Regions from separate parts of the Mus musculus genome. Here regions 1, 2, 4, 5 and 6 are each linked to region 3. Evidence: chromatin loops called from intact Hi-C (ENCODE). Cell type or tissue: left cerebral cortex. All regions are shown on one strand. Links, peaks and the distances in the headings refer to the core of each region. The heading gives the core; the rest is flanking DNA. Region 1 overlaps Dlgap2 (DLG associated protein 2). Region 2 overlaps Dlgap2 (DLG associated protein 2). Region 3 overlaps Dlgap2 (DLG associated protein 2). Region 4 overlaps Dlgap2 (DLG associated protein 2). Region 5 overlaps Dlgap2 (DLG associated protein 2). Region 6 overlaps Fbxo25 (F-box protein 25).

Evidence for each region. Hi-C counts contacts between places; a loop is a spot of excess contacts. Peaks named below come from ENCODE experiments on the same cell type or tissue, not always from the same donor. Only the 100,000 strongest peaks of a DNase experiment are listed, where the experiment ranks them.
Region 1: it touches region 3 in a loop (6-fold over the local background); 21 of 42 quality-filtered maps call a loop at or near these places.
Region 2: a loop joins it to region 3, with 4 times the contacts of the local background. A loop is called at or near these places in 21 of 42 quality-filtered maps.
Region 4: it touches region 3 in a loop (5-fold over the local background); 2 of 42 quality-filtered maps call a loop at or near these places.
Region 5: it touches region 3 in a loop (11-fold over the local background); 8 of 42 quality-filtered maps call a loop at or near these places.
Region 6: a loop joins it to region 3, with 4 times the contacts of the local background. A loop is called at or near these places in 14 of 42 quality-filtered maps.

Annotation. Positions count from the first base shown.
Region 1 is chr8:14,365,356-14,370,810 of GRCm38, reverse strand. The region is part of intron 3 of Dlgap2 (DLG associated protein 2); the gene reads right to left. Among named protein-coding and RNA genes, the nearest start is that of Gm26184, 95 kb to the right of the region's middle. In left cerebral cortex, for the core only: a CTCF peak has its summit at 2,217 (motif pointing left); DNase peaks (open chromatin) are centred at 698, 2,212 and 4,626.
Region 2 is chr8:14,355,059-14,360,513 of GRCm38, reverse strand. The region is part of intron 3 of Dlgap2 (DLG associated protein 2); the gene reads right to left. Among named protein-coding and RNA genes, the nearest start is that of Gm26184, 84 kb to the right of the region's middle. In left cerebral cortex, for the core only: a CTCF peak has its summit at 2,556; a DNase peak (open chromatin) is centred at 2,538.
Region 3 is chr8:14,839,374-14,844,828 of GRCm38, reverse strand. Dlgap2 (DLG associated protein 2) reads right to left here. Exons shown (of 16, transcript NM_172910.3): 14 at 5,039-5,130; 15 at 1,179-1,331. Among named protein-coding and RNA genes, the nearest start is that of Cln8, 46 kb to the left of the region's middle. In left cerebral cortex, for the core only: a CTCF peak has its summit at 2,510 (motif pointing right); DNase peaks (open chromatin) are centred at 621, 1,009 and 2,544; H3K27ac peaks cover 990 bases.
Region 4 is chr8:14,322,146-14,327,600 of GRCm38, reverse strand. The region is part of intron 3 of Dlgap2 (DLG associated protein 2); the gene reads right to left. Among named protein-coding and RNA genes, the nearest start is that of Gm26184, 52 kb to the right of the region's middle. In left cerebral cortex, for the core only: a CTCF peak has its summit at 2,527 (motif pointing left); DNase peaks (open chromatin) are centred at 1,484, 2,568, 2,851 and 3,802.
Region 5 is chr8:14,718,603-14,724,057 of GRCm38, reverse strand. The region is part of intron 5 of Dlgap2 (DLG associated protein 2); the gene reads right to left. Among named protein-coding and RNA genes, the nearest start is that of C030037F17Rik, 45 kb to the left of the region's middle. In left cerebral cortex, for the core only: a CTCF peak has its summit at 2,170 (motif pointing left); no DNase peak of the experiment used is centred there.
Region 6 is chr8:13,929,286-13,934,285 of GRCm38, reverse strand. It overlaps Fbxo25 (F-box protein 25), which reads right to left. Exons shown (of 10, transcript NM_025785.3): 7 at 4,846-5,000; 8 at 2,922-3,104. Among named protein-coding and RNA genes, the nearest start is that of Fbxo25, 24 kb to the right of the region's middle. In left cerebral cortex, for the core only: a CTCF peak has its summit at 2,035; DNase peaks (open chromatin) are centred at 558, 1,290, 2,016 and 3,757; H3K27ac peaks cover 1,146 bases.

The DNA of each region.
Region 1 (5,455 bases), core at 270-5,269, 470 kb after region 3:
AGAGTATTTTCTTTTTCTGCATAGCTGATCTTTATAAACTAAAGAATATTTAGACAACCAGAAAAAAAACCTACAAATTTGATTTTCTTACAAAGAAGGAAAGGAAAACTAAGTTTTCTCTCCACGAGGAGCTAAAAAGGGTGTTTACAAAAAGCCATTCAAACACTGTTTGCTGGCCACACACTCACTCACTGAGGTGCCTCGGTTAAGGAAACCCTCTGGAGCGAGCCCCAGAAGAAAATCCCTGGATGAGGACACCAAAGTCTGTGACTTTCAAGGCACTAAAGCTATAGGGACACTTTCATTTTCGATGGTTACATATTAATACTTCTCACAATTCATTTTAAAAAACTGAGTTATTTAACAGATGAGAGCTATAAAGACCCCTGTGGTAGTCTATACCCAATGCAGCACACCTCAGTAACTGTCTTCCAGAAGGCTACTGATGAAGTCCTCAGACCCTTCACCCCAAACCCATTTTTACATAGGTATACTTTATGAGATCTCATCCCACTGTGAAGTAGTTTCACAGTGACAAACATTCGTTATCAGCCCCTTATCAATGGCGTTTGCATATTCTATAACTCACCACACTTCTTGAAACTCAGTTCCAACTGTGACTCCAACAGGAGAATCATAGCTTTTCCCACCCTTTAGTCTGCTCTTGTAGTTTTAAATATAGTTGTGAAATCACTTAGTCATATTTATAGGCACACTGAAATTTAAAGTCACAGAGCCCCCTGGAGAATAGCTAACAAGTTCCTTATTTTATAGAGCAAAGGAGAGACAAACGAGGGGAAGGGATGTATTCCCAGATCTCCCATCATGGTGGCATAACTGTGGGCACAGCAGATTTACCTGGTGTCCTGTCTAGACCCAGAGTCATGTGACCCTCCGAAGCAGTGCCTGGGTGCCCAGGTGAGCACATTAGTTTGTGCATGTGTATCCAAGTACAGCCAAGTAAGTCACAACAGTGTCCTAATCACTAGAGTTATCCTAGGGATGCACGGGCAGGATGCAGGGGCAGGGTGGAGGGGCAGGATGCTGTTGGAGTTCAAAAGGACCATCTTGGAGATGAGAGCAACCTTAGAGGCTTCAGAAGAGGCTCTGTCAACACTCCGGCGTCAAGTAGTAAGACCATAGATGCCATCACTAAGATAAGAAGCACAGAGGCTCTGCAAGTAGAGCAGGCTTTTAACAGTTCTTCCTTTGCCCTCTTCTCTAGCTAGGACTTTTGCAGTCTCCATTGTGGTGTCCATGGTGTAGGTATAAAAACCTCACAGGACCAAAGTCAAACAGGAACGTGTATTAATCCATATGTTCTTCATACATTCCCCATATCAGTTTCAAAGATATTTGCTCTTCAGGGTGAGGACCTCAGGCCGCAGAAGTTGAACAACTTGCTCCAAGTCAGTTACTAACTGAAATTAGATCCAAGCAGACTGGCCTCTGAACTTGTATACCATCGTCCCCACATGCCCTAAGATTTTTAATCACAGAAGAAAAACCAAACTGCTTGCCATTACATAGGTCATAGAGATCTGTGTGATAAAAACCAAGAGCCAAAAACAGGATATCAAAGACAACATGTATCGAATGTTTATACTTCCCAGAAGGCAAACGGCCAAAGCTTATTCGTCAGATGACTGTTTAAAGCGTGGGGCCTTTGGGAGGTGATGGGGCTATGGGGGACAGAATGTTTCTTCATCCAATCCACCTCATTGAGAAAGCAAAAAGACATTACAAAGACCCAGGAAGCAGGCCTCTCTAGACACCGGACCAGTTGGTACCATGATCTAAGGCTTTCAGCCTCCAGAACTGTGAAAAGCCGGTGTGTGGCTTTTAAACAGCCACCCTGTCTGTGCTGTCCATCACAGCAGCCTGAGTGAACTAAGACAGGTGTCAAAACAACAACAGGAAGAGAGTGTTCTTTTCAGCAGGCAGTTCTAGGACAGCCAGAAAAGCGAGAGAGAGAGAGAGAGAGAGAGAGAGAGAGAGAGAGAGAGAGAGAGAGAAGAGAAGAAGAAGAAGAAGAAGAAGAAGAAGAAGAAGAAGAAGAAGAAGAAGAAGAAGAAGAAGAAGTTGCATCTGAAACCTCACATCACAACTTTATTAAAAATAAATAAAGGAAAACAACAACAAACAAACCAGCAAACCCCCTTAGGCCTGGGTGTAGGAGCCACAGAACTCAGAACGCAGCCCAAGAGCTGCCCCTGGTGGACAGAGGTTAAACAGGGAGTTTTGAGACAGGGCACTGCAGGCACAAAGGACATGGGAACTAGCCTTAAGCAGAGCTGAAACTCTTGTGCTGCAAAAACACCGAAATACAGCAAAAAAAGAAAAAGAAAACCCACAAAATGAGAGAAAATGTCTGAAACCCCTATAAATAACGAGAGGGCCTATATCCGGAATATTTAAGTATCTACAGCTCAATAACAAGACAATCGCTTTCAAATGGACAGAAGAATAAAGTCATTTCTCGAGAGATGAGACATATGAGACAACATGCTGTAGACAGAAGCTGCCGCTGCAGTACAGTGCCTCACTCTTTCTAGGGCACCTGCAATGCAAAGGGCACACTAACCACCGCTATTAGGGTATAAAGAAATCCAACTCCATCTGTTACCAACATAAACGGAAACGGGAGCCACGAAAAGCAACCTGGAGAGTGATCAATAAAGCAGACCTGCACCATGACCCCACACAGTCCTCTCCCAGCTATATCTAAGAGTAATTAAGGCATGTACAGGATGCTTAGACCAGCATTGCAGATAACAGGGGAGAAAAAAAGAAAAACAACCACTGGCTAGTGAGCGGGTAAACAAACATTCAAATCAGTACCTGAAAGCAAGCAAGTACGAAAGCAGCTTAAAGCATGAATAAACTCTGCAATCCTTTCCTACTGAGAGAAGCCAGACCCCACAACCGTTTATTGTGGGCTTCACCCAACACAGAATACCCAACAAATGCACTACTCCATAGATGTAGGAGGTAGATTTACCTGCCAGCGTTGCTGGTCTGGGAGTGCTGCAGCAGCTGCTAATGGGTCTCAGATCTCTTTTGGAATTGTAAAAAAAAAAAAAAAGAAAAAGTGATCAAATTTATCATCTGATAATGCAGCACAGTGTTTTCAATATACTAAAAAAGCAACGAATTTGATGTTTGAAACAAGTGGGTTTTATGTTGTGTGAACTAATTTCAAAAGGATATTTAAAAAAAAAAAAAAAAGTTATGCCGCCACATACTAGAGATAAAGACAAGGTGCACGCCAGGCTGCCGAAGCCCTGAGCACAGGGAACATCTCTCAGCACTTACTGTGAATAAGGCCGTAGCCCAGGGGGTTGGGTAGAAAACAGAGGCGGGTCTGAGATGAGGTCCACATTCAGCAGGACACCTAACAAACCAAGTCTCCTTCTACAAGCAAGTCTGTTAATAGGAAGCTAGATGGAGAGACGACTAAAACTGCCATTTGCCAAAGGGCCTTAGGCTACTGTGCAAGCAGTGACAGCAGACAGGAGTCGGTCACTATCACTTCATAGCCATTCGCAGAACCTGCCAGCCATGTCACTCTACTGAGACCAAAAACATGAACATATACAGTATGAGAAGTCACTAAACCCTGTCTGCTGTTACTTGGGCCCTCTGTAATTCTTTCTTCCTTCCCTTCCTTCCTTCCTTCCTTCCTTCCTTCCTTCCTTCCTTCCTTCCCCTCTTCCTTATCCTCTTCTTCCTCCTCTCCCTCTCTCTTTATCTCTTTTCTCTCCCCTCCCCCTTTCCTTTCTCCCTCTTTCCTCTCATCTCTTCCTTTCTCCCCTCTCTTCTCTCTCCCTCTCCTGCCTCTCTCATTCTCTCTTCCAGCAGGAAGAGAAAAGAATCACCCACTCTCTACTGTACATAAGATAGCACACATAGCTGAAGCTTGGTCAGCAGAACAAACTGGAGGTGTGTAAAACCGGCATTGGCAATGTGCCTTCACCACAGAGGAGAAAACCCCAGAGGTAGTGCACAGACCCACCACACTGCATGCGAGAGTGCAGTTAAAGTGGACAAAGCAGGAGCAGGTGGGAAATCGAGGTAATGAAACTCACATGATGCTTCAGAAATCAGGTTTCTTTTAATAACTGTCCAGCCTCATCCTATTTGCGGCTAATGCATGCCTAATGGACAGGGATTCACTGCTCTTCAGGGCTTCTCAATAGAAAAATCTTCAATAAAATCAAAAGGCACATTCCTAGCGTTCTCTTCGTTAACTATTTTGAACGTGTGTGTGTGTGTGTGTGTGTGTGTGTGTGTGTGTGTGTGTGTGTGTGAGACCTCTCAAGCCCTGTACAGTCTGGGTTTTAGCCCACAAGCCTGGTATTTGGCACTCAGACCTGCAGAAATCCTAGACATCAGAGTTTGTCTGAAGGGCATGCTTGAACATCTCACTACTTCCTCACAGTGGGTGTTTACTGAGCACTTTCTTTTTAAAAAAAAAAATAGTGTTTATTTACTTAGTGCATGTCTATGTATGTGCGCCGCAGGCTGCAAGAGTCAGACATGAGCATGCAGGAGTTTGGTCTCTCCTCCACAATTGGACCCTGGGGGCTGGACTCTGGTCGTCCGGCTTGGTAGCAGGTACATTTCCCTGTGAGTCATCTCACTGGCCCCGCTGAGCACTTCCCACGTGAAGGGCACTTTTCCAGGCACTCACACTCAAAACTGAACATCAATCATACACACGCGCACACACACACACACACACACACACACACACACAACACATAAATACACAACACATATATAACACACACATACACACACACAACATGCACACAACACACACAAATACACATAATACACACACATACAGACATAACACACACACACCTCTTTAAAGCCAGATTTCTGAAAAGGGGACTCTCAGGAGGAGAAAGTGGGTAGACGGTAGATGGTTGTCACCAGCAGAGTAGGGACAGGTTGATGTCTGTTGAGGGCAAAAACCTCCCTTGGGAGGAGTTCATTCTAGAGATTATCTGTGCTACACAGCATGTCTTGAAAGGTTGTTGAGAGGGTAAAGCCGATGTTCTCGATAACACAAGTACCACAAATACATGAGCAACTCATGTTAATAATCACAATTCAGACAATTCAGAGTGCATCCATCTTTGAAAACATATTGCAAAGAGTAAATACTTACATTTCGGGTTTGTCGGCTGGAAATAATGAAATCTGAAACGATGCTCGGTGTGAGCTCAGACAGAATGTGCTAGGCTTACTGCACACTGACTGGCCGCACTGAGACCACTCCTGTGCCCCTAGAAACAGGGATGCCAGTGTGCAGAGGAAAAGAAGAAGGAGCCTTTGGAAGCTGAGTCTAGTGTTCCAATCAGAAAGTCTCAGAGGCTGGGCGTGGTTGACCTTGCTGTGCTCACTGGAGAATGGGACGTGGGACCATAGGCAGGATCCCTCCATA
Region 2 (5,455 bases), core at 187-5,186, 480 kb after region 3:
GAAGAGCTGGTATCTCTGAAAGTTTCTCTGCCATACAGCAATCTCCCTTCACTTGCTGAGGAACTTTTGACAGTTTTTGCAAACACAATGCAGTCAGTCTGCCTAGTCTTAGCTCCTCCTGGGCACAGCTGGAGACTCAACTTTGAGCTGACTCTCTGTCACCATGAGCTGAGCTGTCCTGTGTCTGTTGCCTACGATGTTCCATCTCCTCGCTGTGCACTATGAGAGACTTCACTGCGAACTGTGTCCTGTGCCCTCACTGTGAGCTAGGTCCCCTCCCGTCCCCATGAACTGGGTGCCATTCTCCAGCTTCAAACACCCAGTACAATACAGTTGGTACAGAGTAGGGACTGGTTTGCTACGTGAACCTCGCAATCAGAGTTTGATGGAGCACTGCCTGGGGAGGATTCCTGTACATGGACCCTGTCCTTTGCAGACTTGCACATATCCCTCACTTGTATGAGTGACAGGTGTCCCATGGCAGGGAGACCCCTTAGGATACTTCTCACAGCGCAACAGCCTCATCCCCGCTCAGGGCTGTGTGAGGGAGGAGGAAGGAGTGGAGTGTTGAGTCCTTTCTCTGGAGTTGAACCAGCAGAACAGGGCCTGCACACGGTCACCCAAGGAACAATGGGCCTCTATGCTGAAAGATGTTTGTGGGCTGCCTCCTTCCTCCAGAAAAGCCCCCAGACTGCACAGACACTGTGAGACCTACCACCAGTAGTTACACTTTACGTAGCTCTCCTCCAGCTAAACTCCGGCCTTCTTCTTCTACACTTATCTTCTCTGACTTGTCACCGAAGCAGGCCTTAAGTCTACCTCCTTCCTATTTTATACTCTACTATTCTATACTATAGCTTCCTAAAAAGAGGCCAAGAGGCATTTCTTCTTCTAGGTACCCAAAACACAGGTAATAGGTGCCCACACGGAGGCTTGCTTAACTCACCATTGGCAACTGTGGTGGTTAGAATATGCTTGGCCCAGGGAGTGGCATTGTTAGCACATGTGGCCTTGTTGGAAGAAGTGTGTCACTGTGGGGGTGGGCTTTAAGACCCTCATCCTAGATGCCTGAAAGCCAGTCTTTTGCTGTTTGCCTTCGCAACAAGAGGTAGGACTCTCAGCTCCTCCAGCCCCATGCCTGCCTGGATGCTGCCATGCTCCTGCCTCAATGATAATTGACTGAACCTCTGAACCTGCAAGTCAGCCCCAATTAAATGTTGTCCTTATAAGAGTAGCCCCTGTCATGGTGTCTGTTCACAGAAGAACACTAAAACAACAACCCAACACACTAACCATCCTTCTACTCACAACTGATCTCAATCCACTCAAGCCAGTCACGGTCATCTGAGGGTCTTACCTGTTCTGCTCCATCCCTTCCTCTATTGTGGCACTCCTGGCCTTCCTTCTCTCTGCCACTAATCAGGTATTTTCCATTCACTGTCACTTCCTGGGGATCAGCTACACCCACAAGGTATAGCACCGACTTTCCACTGGTGGCAGTCGCTTCACCAGCCTCTTCCTCATGGGCCTTATCAGCAGGTATGCAGTCACAGTGGGGTTACAGTCTGAACCCCCCCCCATGGCCTTCAGCACCCACAGCTTTCCAGATACCAACTCTCCCCAGGTTCATGATAGCCACCACTTGTATTTTGGCCTTTATCAATCCAGGAGAGCACTTGCAAGTTTTCAAGATCCTGGAGAGATGGCCCAACTGTTGTCTGGCCTCTCAGTCAGAATTCCCATTACTTTGCTTCTTTCTGAACTTCGCTTCTGTATATGTATATGTGTATGTATATGTATCTTCTGTATATAATGTGTGTATATATGTACATATGTATATGTGTGTGTATGCATATGTACAAATGTATGTATGTGTGTATGTATGTACATATGTATGTGTGTGTGTGTGTGTGTGTGTGTGTATGTGCTATCGTGAAGGCACAGGCTTGCTTCTGTATCCAGCCCCTGCCTACATGTGAACTAAGGCTGCACACACTCTCAGCCTTCACCTACTGGGGACCCCACCTGGGGATGTCACAGTAAACGCCTCCACAGACACAGCCCTACTCCCCTGAGCTCAGACTCATGCCTTTCCTCCCACCAGCTACATAGCCCTTGAGAAAAGGGTGACAAGCCTGAAGCTGTCCTTTGACAGTTCATGTTTACAAGATATAAACAATTCTCTCCTTTTTTTTTGCTAAATATTAAAGTATCAAAAATTACATTCTGTGAAGGCCCTGTGCCAGTATGTCTTTCATGATACCTCTAGGAGCTGTCCTCAGATCTACAGAAGTCATGATATGGATTTTCTTCCATGGGAGCTGTGACCTTGAGACAGACCACACTCTAGACTGATGTTGTCCCTGTTTTGAGGCAGTGAGAGCTCCTATCTTTGTATCCCTGTATACTTGATCAGCCCCCATGAGAAAGCTGGTGCCAGCTCCCTGCAGCCCTGCAGATAGTGAAGGATTTTCCACTCCAAGGCAGAGCAGGACTACATACTTCTTTTGCCCCAGCAAAACATCTGTCTCTGCCTTGCAATGCGGGTGCACGGCTCCATCTAGGGGACAAAGTTACTTCAACAGTGAATACTCAGAGAGGTCTAGGGTTACCTAGAGCCCCAGAGAACAAAAGGCAGAAACTATTTGATCGCGTTTCTGACAGAAGAACCCAGCTGAGACCCTGAAGAGCTTCCACTGGGGTGGCAGAAAAGACACAGCTCCATGGTTAAGAGAGGAGACATCTGTATCATCATGCCTAGCAACACAGCTGTGTGATTGGAGGGGAAATGGCCCCCGCAGCTCATAGCTTTCAATACCTGGTCTCCAGTTGGTGGAACTTTTTGGGAAGGATTAGGAGGTGTGGCCTTGGCGTAGAAGGTGTGTTACTGGGGGTGGGCTTTGAGCTCTTAAAAGCCTGATGTCCTTCCCAGTGTTCCCTCTCTACCTTGTGGTTGTGTCAAAAGATGTGAGCTCTCAGTTGGTCCTGCTGCCATGCCTTTGCACCACCATCACAGATTCTGACCCACCGAAACCATATATATGCCCAATTAAATTTTATATATATATATACATATATATATATATATATACACATATATATATACACACACATATATATATATACACACACACACATATATACACACATATGTATATACATGTACATCATACAGTATACATATATGTGTGTGTATGCATGTGTATATTTATAATATTTAAATTATATATACATATATTCTATATATCATGTATACATATGTATACATGTATATATGTGTACATGTATATTTATATTTAAATATATATTTAAATTACATATTATATATATGTATGTATATGTATCCTTAGCTATGCTGTTTCCCCCACTGCAATAGCAAAGTTACTAACATAGTAGTTCACAGCTCTTTTACTCCCTTATAAGCTTCTCAGGTTTATGGACATACAGATGCATACACCTTGAGGCCATGGTGCCCACTCAAAAGGGAAACTAAAGAAATCAATGGGAATGTAGGTCTCCATCTACCCACAACTGTAACCACTCTGGTCAGATTTATTACTGTATTCACACAAGTTTCTTCAAACTGTTTTAAAATTCAGAACATAAAAAGCAGCAGGTATGTTAAGGGAGGAAACTTGGTTCACGGACAACAAGGCATGATGTGAAAACGGGAGCAGGGACTCAGAGGTAAAAACAGATGCACAGCCCCGCAGAGCACACAGTGGAGCTCACAGGTCAGGCTCCAGCTCCAAGGGGTGGGTGAAGCACCTGCCTTGAGCTCTTCATGATATGGGTTGTAGGATCTGCTCGGTTTGTAAAGTGTTTACTGCACAGGCTTGAGTACCTGAGTTCAATTTCCCAGAAAAGAAAAAAGAAACAAAAGCAAAACCAAAACACAGACACACACACACACATGTATACAGACAGATACACACACACACATACACACATATGTTGTGCCCACCTCAGCCGGCAAGGAAGACACAACACGGTTGGATTCTTCTCAACAGCCTTTATTGCAGGAACACCTCGATGCTGCTACGGGGACCCTGGGAACCCAGGGAGGTCTGCTTATATGCACCCCAGCACAGGAGAAGGCTTCGTGGCCCCCTGGGATTGGTCAGTCTGCCGGCACCTAATTTGCATGCATCCGCTTGGGAGGGGTTGGAGCCAGATTCGGGCTTACACCTGCGCTGATGTTGTTTATGACAATGGCACACCAGAAACCGGCGCCATCTTAGAGTTGGCTTCCTACACACATGCACATATGTGTGTGTGTGTGCGCACACATGCTGGTCCATGGTTGCAGTCCCAATCCTCGGGTGTAGGGTGAAAACAGACAGATATCTGGGGCTCACTGGACTGCCTTGACTAATTAGCAAGTTGCAGGTTAATATGAAACCTGTCTTGTCTGGAGCCTCCCAGCCTGGAGTGGGTTAAAATGGGACACAGAGTAGGACTCTGATGTGGCTTTAAAGACTGATGGTCTCTGGATGTCCTAGGTCTCTAATTATACTGAAATGCTGATGATAACTTTGAAAAAGTCCTAAAAACTTTCTTGTCCATTCTGAGGGATAAAAGCCTCTGATTTAGGAGATTGACTCCTGTAGCCTAACAGCGGGGGATTAAGTAATGTGGCCTTTGTTCTATCTCTGCAGGAATTGCTGGGCTCTCTCACTTTCAGCCTGCTGGTTGAAGTCTCAGGAAGAAAAAGGGAAAGAGAATGTAGCCTTTATTTCTAAGTTGTAAAAAGTTTCCTATGAAAGCTCTCTAAGAAAAAGGGGAAAAACAGAACGACACCAAGTGGGGCAAGGGAAATTCAGGCTCTTCTCTTTGTCCTCAGCACTTATCCATCTTTCAGAATACGTGGTCACATGGCAAAAAGTTCATCATACGTTTACACATAAGATCAAATCATAAATGGAATAAGAAGTTTACAACAGAGAATGTTTGCATGCTTATCCACTAGGAGTAATTATCCCATTAAACCATCACCACCTGTCACAGCTCCACAGGTTCATTGAGAGTTACAAACCATAACTAAGCTATTAGTGACGTTTAGTATAGATAAACCCAGACAATATTTTACCTTCTGTCCAAGCACCTATAATAAATCGTTAGTTCCCTTTTTATGACCTTTGGTTAATGGTTTTACCACCTCTTGGAATGTGCTCTGGGTAGTAGAAAGTCTGGTTTCTATCTAGAAGCAATTAACTGGTGACACATGGGAGAATGACAGTTCTCATTGCAGTTTTAAAATGGACCTAATAGCAGTACCACTATAAAAGAGTGTAATAAATACTGATACAATTTCAGGAATTCTTACAGGATCATCATTAATAATTAATAAATCATCTATTTGTCTAAATAGCATCACAAGACAGTATGTCTTCGTAGATCAGCAGAGATCTACTCAAAAGGGTGGGGTAATACCTCCTGATTGTTATATATGTTT
Region 3 (5,455 bases), core at 145-5,144:
CCTCACTAGCCACCAGCACTGTGTGAGGAAGCCCAGACAGTGAGCACCCTCACTGTCTTTCCTCCTAAGCAGCAGCTACACAGTCTCCCTCATGCAGTAAGTGGTACTTCTCCAAACGATTATGGATCTGTTTGCTCTGTAACTTGACTTTATTTCATTTTGAGACAGAGTCTCCTGATTTATTTCAGGTCTCAAACTTACAAACCCACTTTGGCTTTCCACGTTCTGGGAACTCAGGCATAAACTACTACCACATCTAACTGGAATTTTAAATAAAAGGACCACATTTATTTAGTGAGCATATGTATGGATGATGCATGTGGGTGTACATGTGCCACAGTGCACTGTGTGGAGGTCAGAGGACGATGTATAGGAATTAGATCTCCCACCATGTAGATCCTGGGACCGGCCTCAGAGCATAAGGCTTGATGGCAAACACCTTTACCCACTGGGCCATCTTGCTGGCCCCATTAGCCGTAACTCAATTTAATGGACTATATCTGTCTAGAAAATTCAGGCCATTATTAGATCTCTAGGGAGCTTGTAAGTCGACACATGCATTGCTGACTTGGACTGCCTTCCAGGGCTCTCCTGAGATGATGTCACCATGCAGCAGGAGCCAAATTCAGACTTAATGCAAATTTTCAGCCTATTTAAGGATGATGAAGCTCCATCAGAAGACCACACCCTCAGACTGCTCCGAAAGGTTTAAATGCAGTCACGCCCTTAGCTCCCTACATGTACCAGGTAAAGTGTATTTGGATAGAAGACAATTGTCATCTTAGCCAGACCTAAGATCTTACCTGTGGGAGATCAGCTAAATACAATCCAAACAGAAGTTGGATGAAAATGAGCCAGGATTTATCCCTGGAGGAAACGAGATTAGAGATGTAGGGATCTTTCCTGGTGTCTCTGAGATGTCTGTGTACCGGAGATAGAGCAAGACACCCACTGCTATTCTCGAACCTAGGATTCCATTCCTGGCCATTTGTGTATGTGCTTGCAATACCCCTCCTCCATCACACACACACACACACACACACACACACACACACACACACACACACACACACAATCTGTTCCTGTATTAAATGTGGAGAAATCCGCTATCATCTGGTACCGGAGCAGGCGCCAGAAGCCTACAAGCTTGGGACCACCGCATCACATGACTGCATTACCTTTCTTTCGGGTGACTCTATTATCTTCCAGTCATTGAGCTTCAGCTGGTGCAGCTCGTCAAACTTCATGCTGACATCTTCCACAGACAGCTGCAGCATATCCCAATAGCCAGCTAGATCCTGTGAGGTGGGTCTTGGCATGGCGCTGGGGTCCTGTGGAAACACAGGGACATTATGGGGGGGGTGTCTATTCTTTCTCCTTTAAGTCACTCAAGGAGAAGCCCCACACGTTTGAAACAAGGCAGGAGATTCTTCCTGACCACCTCAGCCCAGGCACATGCCAGTGGCTTACAAACACGTAGCATATCCCTTTAATGCTTCAACTTGAAAATCCTGGGGGGCGGGTAGAATGTAGCTCAGTGGTACAATACTTGCCTAGCATGTACAGACTCTCTGGGTTCCATCCTTCAAATGGTTTGCAGCTCAAGAAAGCCATAGAGCCATGTGACTTAATCAGATGGGACGGATTGCCCTGTGGGTAGGCCACTAGGATTATGGCCATTTTTTTTTTCATTGTGTTTATTTTGATGGGTCCTAGCTCTAGTTCTGAGGATTAAGCATGACTTCAAAAGGTAATGTGATTTAAGTTTTCTCCCATGGAGAGTCAAGTCAATCTCTTGAAGGAACAAAAGACTCAAGGACACCCCCTCCCACTTAACTCAGCCTGTCCAAGGGGTGCCACTCCACCATCCACAGGCAGAACCTGGGCTTCTTCTCAGCCTAAGACGAACCTCACTTCTGCACAGTGTATGGTCCAATTGGCTCCCTTTTTTTGAATTATTTATTTTATATAAATGAGTACACTGTATCTGTCCTCAGACACACCAGAAGAAGGCATCAGATCCCATTACAGATGGTTGTGAGCCACCATGTGGTTGCTGGGAATTGAACTCGGGACCTCTGGAAGAGGAGTCAGTGCTCTTAACCGTTGAGCCACCATCTCTCCAGCCTGTTTCAATGGGTTCTTACTGTGACAGTTAAGCACCGATTCTGTGTGTGGTTACCTAACTCAGTGTGAGGCTGGCTTATTCTGTAGAGTTACACAATCAACATTTGTCCAAAAGTGCTTACATTGTTCACATTTCATCAGTGGTCTGGGTTGAACATTGTTTGGTTCACAGCTGAGTGAATGCTCACGTGGAAACTATACCCGTTGGGCACCATTGCCTCTTCCCAGTTCACAGGCACTCAAGTAACAGCCTATGTCACCAGGGAGGGTCCTAGGGTAGAAGGTGAACTTTCACAATGTGAAAGTTCCATTTCCTCCTAAGTGGGGTTCAGAGCTGGGCTCTGCTGTTCGAGCCTGTTCTTCCATTGAAACACTAGATGGCGACGTCTGTCCATATGTCTGCCAAGCTAAGGCTGACTCTGGCAGTCCAAGATTTCTGTCTGATTCTGCTTGAGTGTGTGGGAGAGGGATAGCTGCATTATAGCTACATCACAAATTGCCCATGCCTGCACAGCTTGGAGAAACCTAGGAAGAGGTGTCTGTCTTTCCCTAGGGTCATTTCCTAGACTTAAGGATGGGCAAACTTCCTACAAATGTTTACTACCAGCAGTGGCCCCAGCAACCATGAACCACGGCTTTGAGAGCAAATAATATGCTCTGTCTTCCGCCTATGTCTTCTGACACTGCCCTCCAATGAGGGTCTCATAGGTCCCAAAGAGAAACCAAAAGAAAAGAAGATAGCCAACCAGATTTTTTTTTAACTTGCAAGGCTTCAAAGATGTCAGGGTGGGTCATTTCAAGGCCAAATCAGCTCCATCAGGTGCAGAAGAGGGGTGCAATTAAGAGGCTCAAGGGTGAGCTTTGTCCCCCCTGCAGAATGATCTGAACCGAGAGGCCTCAGAGGCTGTCTGGCCACCCTGAGTACAACTACACAGAATAGCATTCCTTATGATCAATCTAATCTTGCATAGGTAGTGCGCAGAGGAAGGCAGAGCCACACATAATGGCCAGACATTTATCTAGTTTCATCTCCCAAGGTCGCACACCTTCCAGATCACCCTTTAAATGTCGACAAAGCTTCATGCCAAAGGTGCCGTGTTATCATGCGAAATGTCCTGATGAACTTTAATGGGCTAACAGGAAAATGTTAGAGAAAACGTTATCCTTAATGACCTGATGAAGGACCTGGGTCCACAGCTCTGAGGGGCCATGTCCGCATATGCAGTAGGACATGCTGTAAGCCCAGTGTCTCCATGTATGCTAACAAGCACAGCGCAGTCAGAACACCTGCTGCCTTTGTGACAGGCCCAGCAGAGCCTTTTACCTTCGTGGAAAATGTTAGGTACTAAATGTCAGGACTGTAAAATCTCCTATAAAGAACTACGGATATAATTCATGATTCTCATGGAGTTATAAATATCTTAGTCAGGAGAAACCAAACAATGTGTGTGTGCAATAAATGGGTATATGCATATGTTAATATATGAAGGTAAGGATGTATGAACATACATGCAGGTATATAAATACACACACACACATATATATACACATAATGCACATATACATACGTATATAGATAGAGATAAGATAGATATAGATTATATAGACATAGAGATGTATAGATATAGATATATAGACATAAGTATAGACATAGGTATAGATATATAGATATAAGTATAGGTATAGGCATAGGTGTAGATATATAGATATAGATATAGATATAAGTATAGGTATAGGCATATGTGTAGATATAGATATATACAGGTGAGTTTCTTCTCTTTTTGACAGGAAGGCCCAGGATCAATGCCAACTGAATTCATAAATCTATCTCAAGACACATTCATTTCTGTCCTCACTATAGGATATGCAAAGGCCAAATGACTTCTAAGATTTCATCTTAGTCTCCTCACACTTATATGCATCTGTGCTCAACATCCCCCGACCCCCAGCTGATTTTCTTTCCTTGTGACCTCGGCCATCACAGCAATTCATTCCCTACCTCTTCTCCTGAGGTTTTTTTCTGGAAGAGAAAGCAAGTAGAGGAAGGTATACAGTCAGACTCTTCCCCCACTTCTGCATGCCCTACTCAGCCCTAACCCCAGCCCAAGCCCCAGCTTCCACCTGGAACCTGGGCCTAAGAGGTGTGAGTTGCCAGGGCCTGAATGTAGATGACTAGGGTATGTGAGTCCCAGGTGGAGTCAGCACCCTAAGGATGGGATGTTGGTCCTTGGAGCTAGGTGTGTGGGTCTCCAGTGCAAGATGTGTCGGCTTCTGGACCTTAGGGATGTTTCTAGGGCCATAAAAGGTATAAGTGCCCCACTGATGTGGGGTGTAGGTCCCTAAGACTGAGGTATGGCTTATCAGGGACAATGTGTGGGTCTCCAGGCTTGGGATGTGGGTCCAGGCTGGGCTATATTCTCTCCCATCCCTGCACTGGAGCTCTCTGACCAATGAGGAGTGTGGTGGTCTGAATGAGAATACTCCTCATTGGCTCATAGGTTTGAATTCTTGGTCCACACTTGATTGAATTGTTTGGGAGAGGATAAGAAGGTACGGCCTTGTTGGCAGAGGTGTGTCACTGGGATACAGTTCTGATGTTTTAAAAGCCCACACCATCCATTACCATTCACGGTTAACCCTTTCTCTTCCTGGGGGTTGTGTCTCAGTAAGATTTTAGCTACTGCCCCAGTGCCATGCCTGCTTGCCTGCCTGCTGCCATGCCCCGCACTACAATGATCATGAAAACACCCACTGAAACTGTCTGTTCCTAAGAAACTTGTTCTTTTATAAGTTGTGTCGGTCACGGTGTTTTGAAAAGTCATAGCAACTGAAAAGTAACAGAAAGGTTCTGTGACCACGAAGGCCGCACACATCTTGGCGTCTATGGGATCGAGGCTACCACGCCACTTACCATGTTCTGCTGACAAAGCCAGTAAAACTGCTGGAACTTCTGGGACATGAGCAGCTGAGCACTTCCTACAGCACTCCTGATCTTTCCTAGAACTGGGAGACACAGGGAAGACGAAGACTCAGTCAGTCATAACAAAGCAAGAACGCCGGGCGTCCAGTGAGCAGGGATCAGAACTGCCGTCCATGCTTTCTCGCTGGGGTTGGAGCTTAGTGTGGACCATGCTAAACGCATCCATCAGCTGATGTTCCCATTCCTTCCCAGCTTGTGAGAATACACAACGACAACCAAGTGTTAGCTAAGAGGGTCTTAGTACTGGGTACTAGGGATGATTTAGCTTCTTATGGTGATGGACACTACAGAATCTCCTTATTTTGGGGTCCTGAGTTTATTTAGCTTTGATGTTCAGGTGAGTCCCTT
Region 4 (5,455 bases), core at 288-5,287, 520 kb after region 3:
AAGGCAGGTTTGCAACAGCAACGGGAGCGTGAACCGTGAACAGAGATGAGCTAAGGTGTGAAACCTCCAGCTATGGGAGGCCAAGCCTGGGTCCCAGCAGGATGAGGCTCATGCCCCAGTGAACTCATACAAAAGCCACAGAAGGTTGGTATCCAAGGCTGAAAGATGTGAGCACCCAGGCTGGAAAAGTGAGCAAGACTCCAACAATGAAGGAATAACACCAATGCAGGTACTAAGCAGTCAAGGCTCACACCATCAGGTCACCTAAAAGAAGATGGGTGGCAGCAGATCCGTCCACTCATGAAGCTCTACAGCTGGCAGAGCCACTCAGTACAGACAGAACCGGAACACTCTCGGCAGGAAACCAGGAGAGGGAGATGAGGCAGGGGACCAAGGAGCTTTCTGACGAAACCTTTTAGTCACATGCACTCACAAGCCAATTGTTCCATACGTGAATCAAAATCCATTTAGGAAAAGTATGAGAAAAATTATGGATAACCTTTTTAATTTTTTGCCCCCTGGGATCTACTTAGTTTTGTTTGTTTGTTTTGTTTTTTGTTTTCTTTTAAATAGGACTCCACTCTGATTTGGTGAGGAAGCCTAAATAGATGCTGACTTTTGAGTATTCCAGCACCTGAGCAATGTTATCTATTTCTTAGACATCAACTAAACTTGAAATTTACTTTAAGTAATGAAACAAATCTTGAAAATTTAGTATCAGTGTAAGCATTCAAGCAATTGTTTCCTAACTTTCAAATCAAGTGGGATTAAGCCTTGGTCCTCATGAGACTGGGGCAGGAGAAGGGGTCCAACACAGCCTGGACATCTTGTACAGATTCTAGGACAGCAGGGAAGAGAGATGGGAGAGCAAAGCAGAGCCCTTGGGGCCAAATGTTGGGCTCAGCAGAAGCAGGGGCGTGGGGTTGCAGAGAGGCCAGCCCTTTAGAGCCACTTAGATCAAAACCTACAGAAAAAAAAAAAAAAAAAAAAAAAAAAGGAAGGCCACCTGCTACTGCCAGAGAAATGTGACACACACAAAAAAAGAAATCACATTTCTTTTCCATTCTATAAAATGAATAGCTAAGGAAATGAAGTTAGGCAGGTAGTAAAACAACTTAAGAGGAGGAAGAAGGAAAAGAAAAGGAAACCCAAGAACTTTAAGCAAGATTGTCTAAAACCTCAGAGAGCAGATGAAAAGTCACATGCTTCCAACGGACCCATGGACCGGACCTCAGGTTTGTGGATATTAGCACTTGCCAATTCCAGGAGCCCCCAAATGAAAATCCACTTGCTCCTTCAACTTTAAAACCTTGACCTGCATCTGGGGAGAGCACAGCCTGGGACCTGCCTTCTGTTGTGAGTGCTCACAAGTGCTGGTCATGGAAAAATACGTGCTTGCATGCCAGTTCACAAGCCTGGGGAAACCGTGGAGAAAACGGTAACTCCCCAGCACACACAGGACCCAGAATAGAGCAGGAAGCATGTGGAAGTTTAGTCTTCAGCCAGACAGTAGGCCAGTGGGCACAGTGTGGGGAGAAGTCCATAATTCTGGAAGCTAGAGCAAACACTTAAAATATCCTGTTGCGTTCTGAAGCCACGGAAGACAAGGACTCCTCTTAAGATGCGTCGAGTACAATGTCAACGATAATAGCAAACACAGAATCATAGTCGGGTTGGAAACTATCTCCCAAAAGCATTAAAGAAATTAAGAGTTTCCTTATTTCTGTCCTTTTTTCTTTTTACTGGGTCATTGGGAAGAAGGCTGGTCTCTGGGGAAAGTTCTGAGGTACAAGAGGGACCCAGGCCTGTGGAAGCTGCATATACCAAAGGGCAGATGACAGCTTCCTCGCGGAAGACGTGATTAGAAATAATGGAAACCAGTGGCCCTGCAGGCTGATGTAAGTCCAGGAGGGAAATACTTCAGCAAATAAGCAGCCCGCCCTGTCTGTTTGCCAGATGCATTTTAAAGGGCAACCACTAAGCCTAGGGTTCAGTAAAAGATACCAGAGTGGGGGAGGGGCACAGTGAGGATGCCAAACACCTGGCAGACTTGTCAAAGTTCATCTCTTCATCGTGCAGTCTGTGGTGACCGGAGCCACCAACAAGAGGGGTGGCACAAGAGGCAGCCACAGTCCTTCAACGAGCCAGTCTCAGAGCGGGGCTCTATGGCTCTGTAATTCTATTCCCACCCATACACGCACACAGAGCAACGGAAGGATGGGCTTTCAGGAGCTTGAGTATGTATGAATAACCATCTCTGCTCAGGGGCCTTCCATCCAGTTCCCTGTGGTGCCTTGGGGCACTGACCACTAGCAATGATGTGGCTTTTGTGTGGCCAGGGAGAGTTCCCTGGCACCAATCCCAAACCAACTTTCTGTTTCAGCAACTGAGTATAAAAAATAGCCAAGACCTGTGAGGCAACAGGGGATGCCCAAAGAAGTGTTGTGAAAAGGCTCACCTTGATTCAGAATGCAAACCAGAATCTGAACGTGATTTCCACAGTTGCTATACGATGACAAACTGCCTCCTGGTGGATTATGGTGCCGACTGCACATCACGAGTCATTACATACCCAATGTGGTGCTTGGCAGGCTGTGGGCAAGCAGCAAGCACACTATTATCTCGATCTCCCTTCAAACCACTTCAGCCACATGTTGCTGAGGCTCCTGCCTCTGGGTTCAGGAATCTGTTTTCAGAGTGCATTCTACCTCTTAGCCAGAAACGATGATCCATCCAGTAGTCAAGACTAGAGAACAATCGGAAACCGCACAAGGTGCTAATGTCTTCAGAGTGATGCATAATGCAGCTCTCATTAGCAGGGCAGCCGGGAACACAGAGCCAGGGAGGTAGAGCCTATCCTGCTGCATTGTGTTGGCCGGGAGCTCTCAAAGCACTGTGTTCCCAGGATCCTCTCAGTTATATGATAGCCCTTGAAAGGTAGCTCCTTTGCAGTATTCTGTACCCTACAGGACACCCTAATGGAGGCAGAGCTTGAGAACTAGCATCATGACATCCAAGGGTGACCTTGTGGCACTTGTATAACCCTATACCGATGCCATAGATTTAGGAAGTAGGACACTCAGAACGCCAGACATAAGAGCTGTCTTAAAATAGTTTCCATTGACAAATCCATGTCCACTGGGGGCAGGGGACATGTATTAACAAAAGATACCCTGTTCTCAGCTGTTGATTGACTTTTTAAAAGGTTTATTTACAAATTATTATGAAAATTCTATAAAAATTGAATCAGCCCTCTCTCCTTCAAACAGCAATGTTCTCAATCAATTTGCAAAGTTTTCTCTCTATTAATACATTGACTCTGGAAACCAGGGAAAGGGGCATCCTTTAGACCTACTTCTAAGCTAAGTGTACAGGCCACTTTACTTAATGACAACAATCTTCAAAGCTATAGGAACAATTCTCCGAGGAGTCACTGGCATGTCCCAGCCTCCCAGCAAATTCCTGAAGCTGAGTTCCCAGACCGATCAGGTCAGAAGTGAACTTCAGAGGTTGTCAGCTGTAGAATGAAGGAGTGACAGTCACACTGGACTCCTAAACTCGGGCCACATGCTCAGATTGTTTTCTTCCTCCTGGCCTTCATGGAGGTGGTGCTGGAGTCAAGGTCAAGGGGGACATCAGGCCAGAGTCCACACAGAAACCATCAGGACACAAATACGTGGGAATACTGTGCAGAGTGTGAAGCCCTTTGCAAATATTTGCTCTTCCCTTCCTCCCATGATTTATTTGAAAGCAGGCCTGATCCACGCAGCATCTGTTCCCGCTAAGCCTCCCATTTAGATGCACACGCACAGGAAGCAATTATCCTGAGGATGCTCTGCTATCTTGGCTCTTGACTAGAGAGACAAAGGTGGGTGTAGAAAGACATGCATGGTCCATCCCTGTTCTAAGACCAGAAAAGAGTCAGTTACACTGTGAGTCCTCCTTTTGTCTACTCTGCTCGGTGATCACTTACAAGGAAGATGCAACAACTATGTAATTAAGGAACATGGGTATGTCCTGGTGGTGGTAGTCCTGAATGTCCTCAAGCCATGCTCTGTCCTAAAGAGGCGTCAGCATATTGAGAGGGATGCTGTGTACCTCATGCCTTTGCCCCTGGGTACTAACAGAGCTGTGAGAACTGTCTTCATGAATATTGTTGGTCCTTTCTCAGTGGACCTTCCAAAACAGCATATCAATCCCAGCCTAGTAGTTTGGTCTGTGTCCTTGGGCCATCTAGAACAACAGGATGAGCTGCTGGAGGCTCCCTGGGAATGAAACCATCCAGTCCTACAGCCTGAACTGTAGGGGTGGGGGCAGGCACTCTGTGATCCTCCTAAGTTGCATGGTTGAAAGCACTTACTAGATATTGTTCACAGAAGGAACATGAAAGCAGGTATATCCTAGGATTCCTGGATACAAAGTCAGGAGAGATTCCAACCATCCCGCACAGCTGACTAATGTAAATCTGGGGACATGGGAGAGCAAGGTTAACATCATCTCCAGGTTGGACAGTGGCAAATTTAGGCTATAAGCCAGTATGCCTACATCTGTATTTAAGGACATTTCTTCTAGCATTTCTCAAATGCACTAGCCCTGCCAGTGGCTTCCTGATGTAATGGCAACAGATACACAACTTCTACATCTCAGACACTGCACAAAACGACCGAAAGGACCACTGATACAGGTTCTATACATTTGGCATCTTCTGCAGAGACTCTGTTAGATAAAAACATCTGGAGAGAACACACCCTCATGTTGAACCACTCCAGGGATAATAAGTACTACCTCTTAGGACCTGCAGCTTCCCAACTACCAAGAAGCAAGGATGTGAGCCCCTGAGATGTCTGCACCTTGGCATTCCACATGGATTACCCAGGAATCAGAACCATATTGCCTCCAATACACTAATTCTAGGTGCTCAAAGATCTATGCATCAATGTCTTTTGTGTGTGTGTGTGTGTGTGTGTGTGTGTGTGTGTGTGTGTGTGTTTGCATGTGTGTAAGTGTGCAGACACGTGTGAGAAGGTCAGAGGCTAACTTCAGGTGTTATTCCTTAGGTTTCATCTACCTTGTTTCTTCAGACAGGGTCTCTCACTGACCTGGAACTCGCTTACCGGGCTATGCTGGCTCGCTAGAAAATCCCAGGGATCCACCTGCTTCTGCCAACCCAGGTCTGAGATTCCACGCCTATGCCTGCATTCCAGATTTTCCATGAATACCGAGGATGAAACCTAGGCCCCCGTGCTCATTCAGTAAGGTCTTCACCAACAGGGCCATCACCCCAGCTCCAGTCTGATTTTTAAAGTGAATAAAAATCTAAATGTCAACCCTGAACTGTATGACTAAGTAGTCAAACACTTAAGCCAGCACACAGTGATGCTGGGCCCCATTAGAAATGAACAATGACTTTCATTTTCCAAAGAACCCATCATCTTAAAAAAAAAAAAAAAAAAAA
Region 5 (5,455 bases), core at 189-5,188, 120 kb after region 3:
GGAATAGAAACCTAAGAAAGGTGCTTCTGCTCCCATGGTGGGAATTACCATGTGGGGGAGGAACCCAGGAGTAGAGTATTAATGCATGGTCAGAAATGTCCCCCTTCCCAAGTAAAATGCAGTTGATCCTTACACCTCCTTCAGGGTTAGCATGAGCAACAGATGAACAAATTAAACATATGCTTCAGACCGCATCAGGACCTCACTAAGCACATAAAAACTGCGGCCATCTTTCTTTTAAAAATCACCTTCATATCTCCTACTGAGCTTGGCTGATACCTCCCACAGGGGGATTAATGCAGCTCCCATTGAGTGAGGTGTCTGAACTGGAACAGATAAAAGGTAGTAAAATGTAGGAGAAAGCAAGCAATCGAGGGCTTGGAAAAAAGGGGGTAGCAAAGAAGACATATATTCAGATGGAAACTGCTGAAGGCAGTAAGGCCAGGACTGCTCTTGACAGCATTTCTCTGAAGTGGTTCTCGGGGCTACCACTGCAGGGCATGGGCCCCGTCCTCGGCCCTGCCCAGCCATACCTTGTAAGTGCCATTCACTGCTCTATGCCTAAACATACGGCTTCAGGTTGAGATGCAGTAGAATCCCATAGCAGAGTGGACATTTATGGTAGACAGAAAGGACCTTCCCCATCCATAAAGTCATGTCAAGGGTAATTTGAGGAATGCATCAAAATAACCCAAATTTATCTAAACCCATCAATTCCTCCACAGCCTCAAGCTAATATTCAGAATTTCATTAACCCTCTTCATTAGTTCAACTGTGTATCATAAACTGGGAATATATGTGCTTACACACACATACACACACACACACACACACACACACACACACACACACACACACACACACACTCACGCACCCATACACTGCTGAGTGATTCTTCTTGGTTCTTTGATAAGCAGATTCAACAGCAGCCTCAATAATCTCTAAGGCATACAAAAGTCCCCACTGAGTAGACATACGTCAAAGCCACAATATGAAAAGAAAACCTGCACCCAGGTGGGTGTCTCCTGGGAGCACAAGGTGAATAAGGAGCTGCAGAGTAGGTGATGCTGAGCTCAGGTGTCTAACCCTGCAGCTCTGTCTTCTAATTGCATTGCTGTTTTCCACCAGACTGGACTAGCGTGCACATCTGCAACGTACCGCCACTTAATTACCGAATGACATCTTATTTATGGGCTTAATAAAGAGCTTTTAAACAACTCCTCCTTGTAACACTCAGAAACAATGGCTTCCAAGGCACAGAAGAGAATTGCTGTTTGCTGTAAGACCTGGTTCCATTATTCTAGAGGCCAAAGGTCGGGACTTCCTTTTTTGTGCTTGAGAAATCTACTCTGAAATGGAACTTTAGCATCACAAAAGTAACTATAATTTGTTTTGTAAACAATTTCTCCTATCTGGATTCTTTCTAATGCAAATCAGAGGCTTAATAATTCCTGCCCACCAGCCTTCTCTCTTAACTTTTATTTGGCTATTGTAATTATACTACACTTCAGCAACATGTTGATCCTAAATGCATGCCCCAGAATCCAGCAGCAAAAGGGGACTTCGCTGCTCCACAAGTGAACAAAAACTGGAAATGCAGTTCACAAGGTGGTGACCCTGACTTCCTTGTTTTACAATATAACATTTATGAAAGCAAAATAATAGAAAGTTTTACCATAAAGAGGTCTTGGATATAGACAATGTGGACACTAATATCATTCAACCCGGAAGTATTGTGGATGCTGCTGACTTTCTGCTAGGAAACACACAGGACCTTTGTAGAAGTCACATAGTCTCTCACTAAACTGAGAGATTACTAGGGAGGGGGTATCAGTGGGTATTTATGCAGTAATATTATTTTTGTTTTTGTTATTAATGTCTAATAACATTATGACTGCTTGTAGCCTCACTCTTTCATTTTATTAATTACTATTGTCTTTCTTGTTTTCTCTCTCTGTCTCTTAGTCTCTGTCTGTCTGTCTGTCTGTCTGTCTACCTCTCTCAGTGTGTGTGTGTGTGTGTGTGTGTGTGTGTGTGTGTGTGTGTGTGTGCAGGTGCACATGAGCCACAGTATGACTAGAGAGATGGTTCAGTGGTTAAGAGCACTGGCTGCTCTTCCAGAGGTTCTGGGTTCCATTACCAGCCCCTCTATGGATCTGACTGCCCTCTGCAGGCAGTACACACGTGGTGCAAGTCACACATGCAGGCCAAATGCCTGTACATATGCCACAGCAAGTGTGTGGAGGCCAGAGGACAACTTGCAGGAGTTGGTTCTCTCCTTCCACCATGGCCCCAGGGAACTCACACTTCTAAGGAAGGTGCTTTTGCCCGCTGAGCCATCTCACTGGACTGGAAAGTGTTTCAACAGGGGAACCTACTAGGGAGAGGGCACCTAATTTGGGAATGCATAAGTCAGGCCTGTGAATTCCAATGACTCCTCTGAAAAGAGTCTAGGTGGATGATGGGTTGAGAGGCACACACTGCCCAGCCCCAGGATCACAGGCACTCCTCCTGCTGAAGGGTGAGAGGGAAAGAACTCAGATCATTACTTATAAAAGCCTCCCCACCCCCACCCCGTGGTATTTGAATGTGGTTTATATTTTCATTCTAGAAAGAGCCAGTTTGGGGGTTAGAAGCCTTGGCGATTACCCAAAGCATTTGAATGGAGCCATCAGAGAGATGATGCTCCCATGAGAGGTGCTCCCGTAGGTTGGTACTCCTATTGAGAGATGCTCCGACAGACAGGTGCTTCCAGGAGATACCCTTTCCAGTCCACCCACGCAAGAAAACCTGCTGGAAATTGAGGTTGAAATATTTCTTAAGAGTCAAACAGATACATTAAAAATTAAAGTGCACCGTGAGGTCACTTTGTGGCAAGGCATGGATCTCATGTTACTCGAGGGCATTTATAAACGAGTGTGACCTAGGAAATAAACGAGGCCAGGATCTGAGAAGCTGTAAAGTGTTCTACCCTTTGGCAGGGCAATTACCGTTACTCTATGTTTTTAGAAAAAAGGAAAGAGAAAAGGGAAAAAACCTCTTAAATGAAACAAATTGCTTTGCACAGAGCGTTTCTATAGTACCAGGACACCAATTTCATGTTACTTACTTGTTTACACACTGCCAAAGAATTTAATCTGATGCTACAAATGTTAATGAGAAAATAAGGTAAACTGTTGAAGTGCTTTTATACCATGAGAGAGAGAAGGAAAGTGAGACTGTGTGCCAGAGCCTTGGGCAAGAGTTCCAGGCGGCTTGTAGCCTCGCTCTTTCTGTGTCCAGTGAGAATAGAAACAGAAAAATCACAGGAAGGAGAGAGGTGTGTTCAGAAAAAAAAAATAGTTCAAAATCAGAGAGGGTCCTCTTAGAGAACATTACAATACAGGGAAGAGAAGGTAAATTCTCAGCACTGTTGCTACTGCTTAAGGTGTGTGTGGAAATATGAGCTAGAGAGCTGGGTCGGGGACCTGGATTCAGATCCCTAGCACCTACAGTACCACATCAACAAATCAAACATCGGACAGCAGCTCCCTAGTGCTCACTGGTCAGCAAGACCAGCTAACTGCTGGGCTCCAGGTTCAGTGAGAGGCCTTGTCTCAAAGATAATATGAAAAGTAGGCCAGGAAGACATCTGGCATTGGTGTCTTCCACATGCACAGATATACACACATAATATATGCACAAACATATTCATGCAATCCACATGTACACATATGCACACAAACATGTACATACAAATATGTACATATACCACACACATGCACACAGGTGCTCATGGGTCTAAAGAAAGCATTTTCTTGAAAATATTAGTAAACAAAAGGAAAGGCATCTTATGGACACAAAGACAATATAAATTACAAATATGTGCATGAGATTCAACCTTTCCAATAAATTATAAGACTATAGGAATAAAGACTATTTTCCAGAATAGATTCATTGAATTAATGTGTCCTAGGTAAACAGCGGAGCAAAGGAAGGGAGAAGCTGTCCTTGTAGACAGACAGACAAACAGAACATCATTCCAGTTCTTGGATGGCTGGTTCCTGTTTTCTTTTGGTTGCCATGGTACTATACTGGAACTTACAGTGTCTGCCCAGATTTTCACATTGCACAAGATGCTGAGCAGCTGTTGAGTTTAAATGCTCACAACATAACAGCTGGCACAATCTTAGCCCTGTGGGTCTTACCTTGAGAATACATCTTGCAACGGGCGGCCAATTCCTAGCAGTTTTCAGATAGCAATCAACCATCCCATTTTCATAGCCTCACTGTGGACCAAGCCCAACCACCCTATCATCCTGGGGTCTTTGAATCTAAGGACCCTGGAAGAGTACAGCTAATACATGCACATTAAAATAAATTTAATAACAATTTCTTTTTGCTATGAGAACAGTATAAGGGCACTGCAGACAGAATGGCAAAGCTCCTGTCTGAGTGCTGAGAGGACTGTCTGGTGAGACCCTTGCCCTGGATCTTGGTTACCTCGATGCCACAGGCTGCTCTTCTGTTCCTATGGACCTTGGCTGCTGTTAGCTTTGCTGCTGAGAACTCCATGCTGATAAGCACTGAAGTAGCCATCTTTCTGATACTTGCAGGTAGGAATCTAGAGTGTGTGTCATCTTCTCCTCTCTCCCCAACTCATGTAGTGTCCATGTCTTTGGGCTCACATGGGAACTGTTTCCTGTTTCCCACACTATAAACCCACGCTGTGAGCTACCACTGTTCTAGGCTCACGGTTCTCTGTCTGAATATGCTTACACTTGGCCAAGGTGTAGCAAGAGGAATTCGGCAGCTGTCTAGGAGTGTATCCTGTGGATGAGGTGCCGCAGGGAGGGAACAGTGCCTCTGCAGAGCAGCAGACTGCACGAGTGGTCATGCATGGCAGAAAGTGAGCAGGAGCATGGCCATATTGTCACTGAGCCTCTCCTCTTGAGAGGTGAGGCCTTCACGTTTGAAGCACTGGCATTATTCAGAAAATGCCCAGGAAAATCATGCTTACTACACACAGCCTGCTGAGAGTTCCTGAAAATGTTTAAAAAGCATAGGCTCAGACTCAAGGCTCACAGTCATCTGTCTGTCTTCCTACACATTCAGGCCAGTTCATCTGTCCACTTTCCACCTTATACCAAGCACTGAAGTTTCCTAGGGACTAAGCAAGTGTCATTATTCTGGGTTGTACTTTGTTGGTAGTGGATGAATGAGTGACACTTGGCTAAATAGAAGAAATGGGTCACTAGTATTAAAAAACAAAACAAAACAACAACATCATCATCATCAACAACAACGAAACCAAACCAACTAATAGCTGAGCCCTGGTCAACCAGCATAAACCTGTGTTCTAGATGAAGAAAGTGACATGCAAAGAGGCCAATGGCCTGGAGTCACACAGATGGATTGGGAAATTTTGTTTCATGGAATGAGGCTCAGAAAAATTGTTACCACAGAGACCAAGTCA
Region 6 (5,000 bases), core at 1-5,000, 910 kb after region 3:
TGAGGGGTTGCTTCGGGCTGGAGGGAGGCTGAGACGACAGCCAATGGCACAAGGTTCCTGAGGCAACAATGGTGTCCCAACACCAAGCACAGTGACAGAGACACAAACCGGGTAGCATCTGAGTGAGGTGTTACCAAAGGGTGTGGGCAATGTAACTTGGGCCATGAGAAAACAAGACCCATGCTAGATCAGGTCTGCGTGCATCGGAACTGCGGAGCCAATAGGCACGTCCTCGATCATTTAGGAAAAGATGCCCTTGTCTAAGTGTGCTATGGCCTTTTAGGAGTGTTTCGCTTCTTATTACTGAAAACAATCTCTTGTACAACATGTAACCAGCCACACCTTTTAAGGACTTCGTTTGGAAATAATAATGGAGCCAATGAGGGACTCTGATTTCTAAGACAGCCTGAAGAGCAGAGGGGCCGTCACAGGCCTGGCTGGAGCGCTCTCCGTGTCCTTTAAGCACCATGGAAACATGAGCTAGAGACAAAAATACCTCTGCCTTCCCTCCTCACGGCTCCATGCCCAGTGTTCCCAGGAGGAACGCCCACATGCCCGGGTGTTTCTCCTCTGCATAAGAACCTGGGGTCTTTTTGTTACTCACGTCTCACATCTACGTCAGCTGCTCACATCACACACATCTTGCCAGTGGCTCCTGCTGCTGTCACTACAAACAGCTGACCCAGGACCTACACAGCCTTCAGCTTCATTGAGGTGTTTCCTAGCCTGCAGTGCTGGCCGGACCCTGCCCTGGCTGTAAGCTACTGCTGATCCTGAGAAACCAGGAGCCTGCTGCTGTTAGTCACTCTTGAAGAACTGGTAACATCTCACAGTTCAGTTTTGTGATTCAATCAAGAAAATATGCATCAAAAGACGCTCTCACAGGTGCTAACGGATGATTCTACTCTAAGTTCTTATAGAAGGTGAACACTGTTGTAAACAGACCTTTAACCTTTACAGTCTTTCATCAAGGAACTTCCAGGACTCACAAACCAACAGTCAGCCGATTTCCTGAAGGACGTGTGACGTCTGGATATATAACGCCTGCCAGGGGTTCTGGTGGCCCAGGCCGAGCCCTGGCCTTGCCCTATGGTATCCTTGGAGGTAGGTCCCAGAGCAATGTGTGATGCACAGGGCCCATCCTAGACAGACATTTATTCATCACTCTATCCATGGCTCTAAATATTTCCTCCAAAAGATCAACCACTCTCTCCTGCATTTCTGATGCCAGCTCAAATCTAATCTCAAAAAGGAGGGGGCGGAAACACAGTTGCCGCTGAGAAAGAGATAAGAAGAGAGTAGGAAGAGTCAGGATGGCTAAGGATGCAGGGAGCAATGGACGTCCACTCCCACTCAGATGGAGTAGCTATGCCTCTTGCTAGGTGGGCTAGCCTGCCTACCGAGCCATTCTCAGGCCCAGCCTCTGCACAGCCCAGTCCCATGGACCCAGTTCCATGCTCACCCATCTGCAGCATCCTGGCTGCACTGCTCCATGCCTGAGAACCCAGAGCTTCCTGCGCTCTCACAGGCTCACTCTGGGTCTGGGCATCTCCTTGGGGCTCTGCTTAGGACTTTCCTAGGGTCCTGGCTGGGCACGTACATCACCCCTGACTACCGCCTTTGATGTCCACACCAGTGTTTCTCTCAAGCAAGATCCTGAGAGCCATATAAAAGGTGCCCTGTGTTCCAGGTGCTTTGCTGGACTTTTTAAGCTGGGTGGAATCTCAGCTGTGGCTAAGACCCCTGATTCCTTCTTCTGATGGGACCTGCTTTCTGCTCTGCCCACATCTGCCGTGAACCAGGCACACTCTGGCCCCCACGTCACAATGCTCCAGCATCCCAGGTATGTCCACATCCGTAAGACAGACAATGCATCACTCGCTGCTTCCTATCCTTGAATGAAACAGGCACTGCTTGATGCAGTGAGCCAGGATGCCCACATGCTGCAGAAACGCAAAGGTGGGGATTTCACTCTGGAGCAGGAGCATCAACTAGCAAGACACAGGACCTCAAGATGGTGCCACCAAGTGGGAAGCACGGGAACTGCAAGGACGACAGGCTGACAGGAGGGGGCAGAGCCAGAGTGGGACTCATCAGGGAAAGAGACCACTGTGACCTTTCCCAGGAGACAGGACACAACTCAGCTAGTTAAGTAATTTGGTACTAGGACATTTTTAGAATCATGATTCCTTTTCAATATGAAACATGAGCCTTGTAATTGATACAATTCAGAAGCAACTTTGGTATCCTCTAGCTGCTATCAAGTGCTCCCCACCTTCATTCGAGGGCAAAGGATGGTGGCCAGCTGGCCTGACTCAGGGACTGACCTGCACACTTTAGTTAGATCTTGGTTTCTTTAAAAACCACAGGAATATCGTGGGACTATGGTTTTGTTTTAACCCAGGTGTGGGATACGGGGCTGCTTCAGACTATCCACAGCAGCTGACTGTGACTTGCCTCGTACTCTAGCCGGGCTATGACTTTACCAGCTGTAGATAGTTTCTGCAACCGTGTAAGGTCTGGAATTCTAGGGGTTTTTCAGAGGGTATAAATGCTAGGGCCCCAAGAAGCCTTGGGGGTGGAGGGATTGGGTTGGGTTGTTGGTTGAACAATGGTGGGTGGGTGGTTGTTATTGGGTTACCATTTGTTAAACAGTTGTGAGCAAAAAAGAAACAAGGAGAAATCAGATATCATCCTGATGGTGAAGATCACACTGCCCCACAGAACCGACACTCCTATTCATCAGGAAGTCGTCTAACAATAATGTCACTCCCTTTCCAACCAGACCGATGGCATTCACAGTCTCTCTCCATTTCGCTCTATCCTTCCTTCCTCCTTATCTAGTGTTAGAGGGCTGGAAGGTGGAGAAGGAAGGAAGAAAGAAGAACCCACAAGCAGCAAGGCCAGCTGCCCGCACTCACCTGCTGCTCAGCAAAGTGGTACTGACACAGTCGCTTCCACAGCCGCCTGTCTTCACTGAGCATGTACAGGGTTGGTGTTACCTGGCCCAGGGTGACAATGTCCCAGCCATCTGAGAAACGGTACAGGATGTTGTTCAGCATGTGCAGGGGCAGGTCACTGAGTGTGAGGCCAGTGTTTACCTGCTGAAAGGAAGCACAGCGGTGTCACGTGGAGAAAACACAGGGGCTTCCTGCAACAAAACACAATGGCCATGCTGTAGAGACAGCTTCAGCAAGACTACAGCGAAGAGGCCATGTGCTCTGACGGTCACTTCAGTCTTCTTCACTGCTCTGCAGGGTGGTCTCATGGGGGCTACCACATAGCATCGTCTCATGGGGCTGGCACATAGCGATTTCCCTGTGCTCAGGAAGTTATCCTTGGACATGCCTGCCCCTGCTCTATTTTAACTAGAAAAATACCTAGAAAACGGTGGATCTGAAATGTGGAACTGCTGATGACATCGACCCTGCTTCATGGCAGCAAGTGAAGTGAACATGGGCTGCGCTGCGGTTCACCCAGGGACAGGCCTGGTGTCTGTGCGGCCTCCCAGCTCTATCTGTATCTACTGTTAAATCTCAGCTTCCTCCTCACTGACACTGAGCGTGTTTATGACGTACAATATGGTTAACACAAAGCAAACAAGCTTCTGTAGCACAGAGAGGGAGAAAGACGCCCAACACGGAGGGTGAGGACAGCTGCCAGCTGTTGGTCTGATAGGTTAATGTACAGATGCTAGGGAAGTGCAGGACTCAGGGAAGGGTGGATTAGCTGGATGACACACCTCCAGAGGATATGCAGACAGCCAGCATCACTAATCTAATCATGAGAGATGCAAATGACAAATGCAGTGCTGAGCTGGTGCAGGGGAAGTCTCAGGACTGTTGGCAGATGGGTGTGAATAAGCAAAGAGAAGAGCTGTGGGGAGGCTCCTGAGACAACAGAAACAGAACGGCCATGTGACCCGCAATGCTGTATGCATCCATCCAAGGGAACTGAAGTCACGTGCTTAGAGTAGCAGGATTCATGGTAGCCAAGACCTGGGGTCAGCCTAGTGCCCATGGACGTGACTTTTTTTTTTTTTTTTTTGGACGTGACTTAATAGAGAAAATATGTTATATATTACTCAGCCACAGAAGAAATGAAATACTGTCATCTTCTGCAGTATGAACGGAACCATGGGTTATCCTGTTCTATGAAAGAAGTCAAGAATAGTAAAACAAAATACCGCATGTTCTAAGTTACATGCTGGAAGGAAAAAACTGGTCTCAAAGAAGTAGAGTGTGAAACAGTGGTAGCCAGAATCTGGGGAAAGACGGACAGAAAAGGGTAGGGAATACATGGCTAATGGGCCCAGGATAGGAGAGATGACGTCTACTGCTCATTAGCACAGTGGCATATCACCGCTAACAACAACGCTCTGAAAACCTCAGAGAGCTGATGAATACACGAGGTGATGGCTGCCAACTGCCCTGATGTAGTCTTTACACATCACAGATCTATAAAGCACCACATTGCATCTCCTATGTACATACAATTTTTGTGTCAAATAAAAATAAATTTAGGTCAGGTGTGACGGGGCTCACCTTTAATCCCAGCACTCCAAAGGCAGAGGCAGGTGGATCTCTGAGTTCAAGGCCAGCCTGGTCTACAAAGCCAGTCAGAGATACATAGCAAAATCCTGTCTCTGGGGAAAAAAAAAGAAAGAAAGAAAGAAAGAAAGAGAGAGAGAGAGAGAGAGAGAGAGAGAGAGAGAGAGAGAGAGGAAAGGAAAGGAAAGGAAAGGAAAGGAAAGGAAAGGAAAGGAAAGGAAAGGAAAGGAAAAGAAGAGAGAGACAAGGAAAAGAAAAGAAAACCCCCAAAACCAAACAAAGAAAAGAAACCTACCTTTGTCACCTGGAGGTTCTGCAGCTGCTGCTGCCAGCTGAGGACGGTCTCCAGGCGGCAGATCCAGATGTTGATGTTCCCGACTAGCACTGACTTCCCCACCCCTCTCACCAGGATGCCAAGGGTGGAGCTCAGGTCCTGGAGGAGGCCTTTGA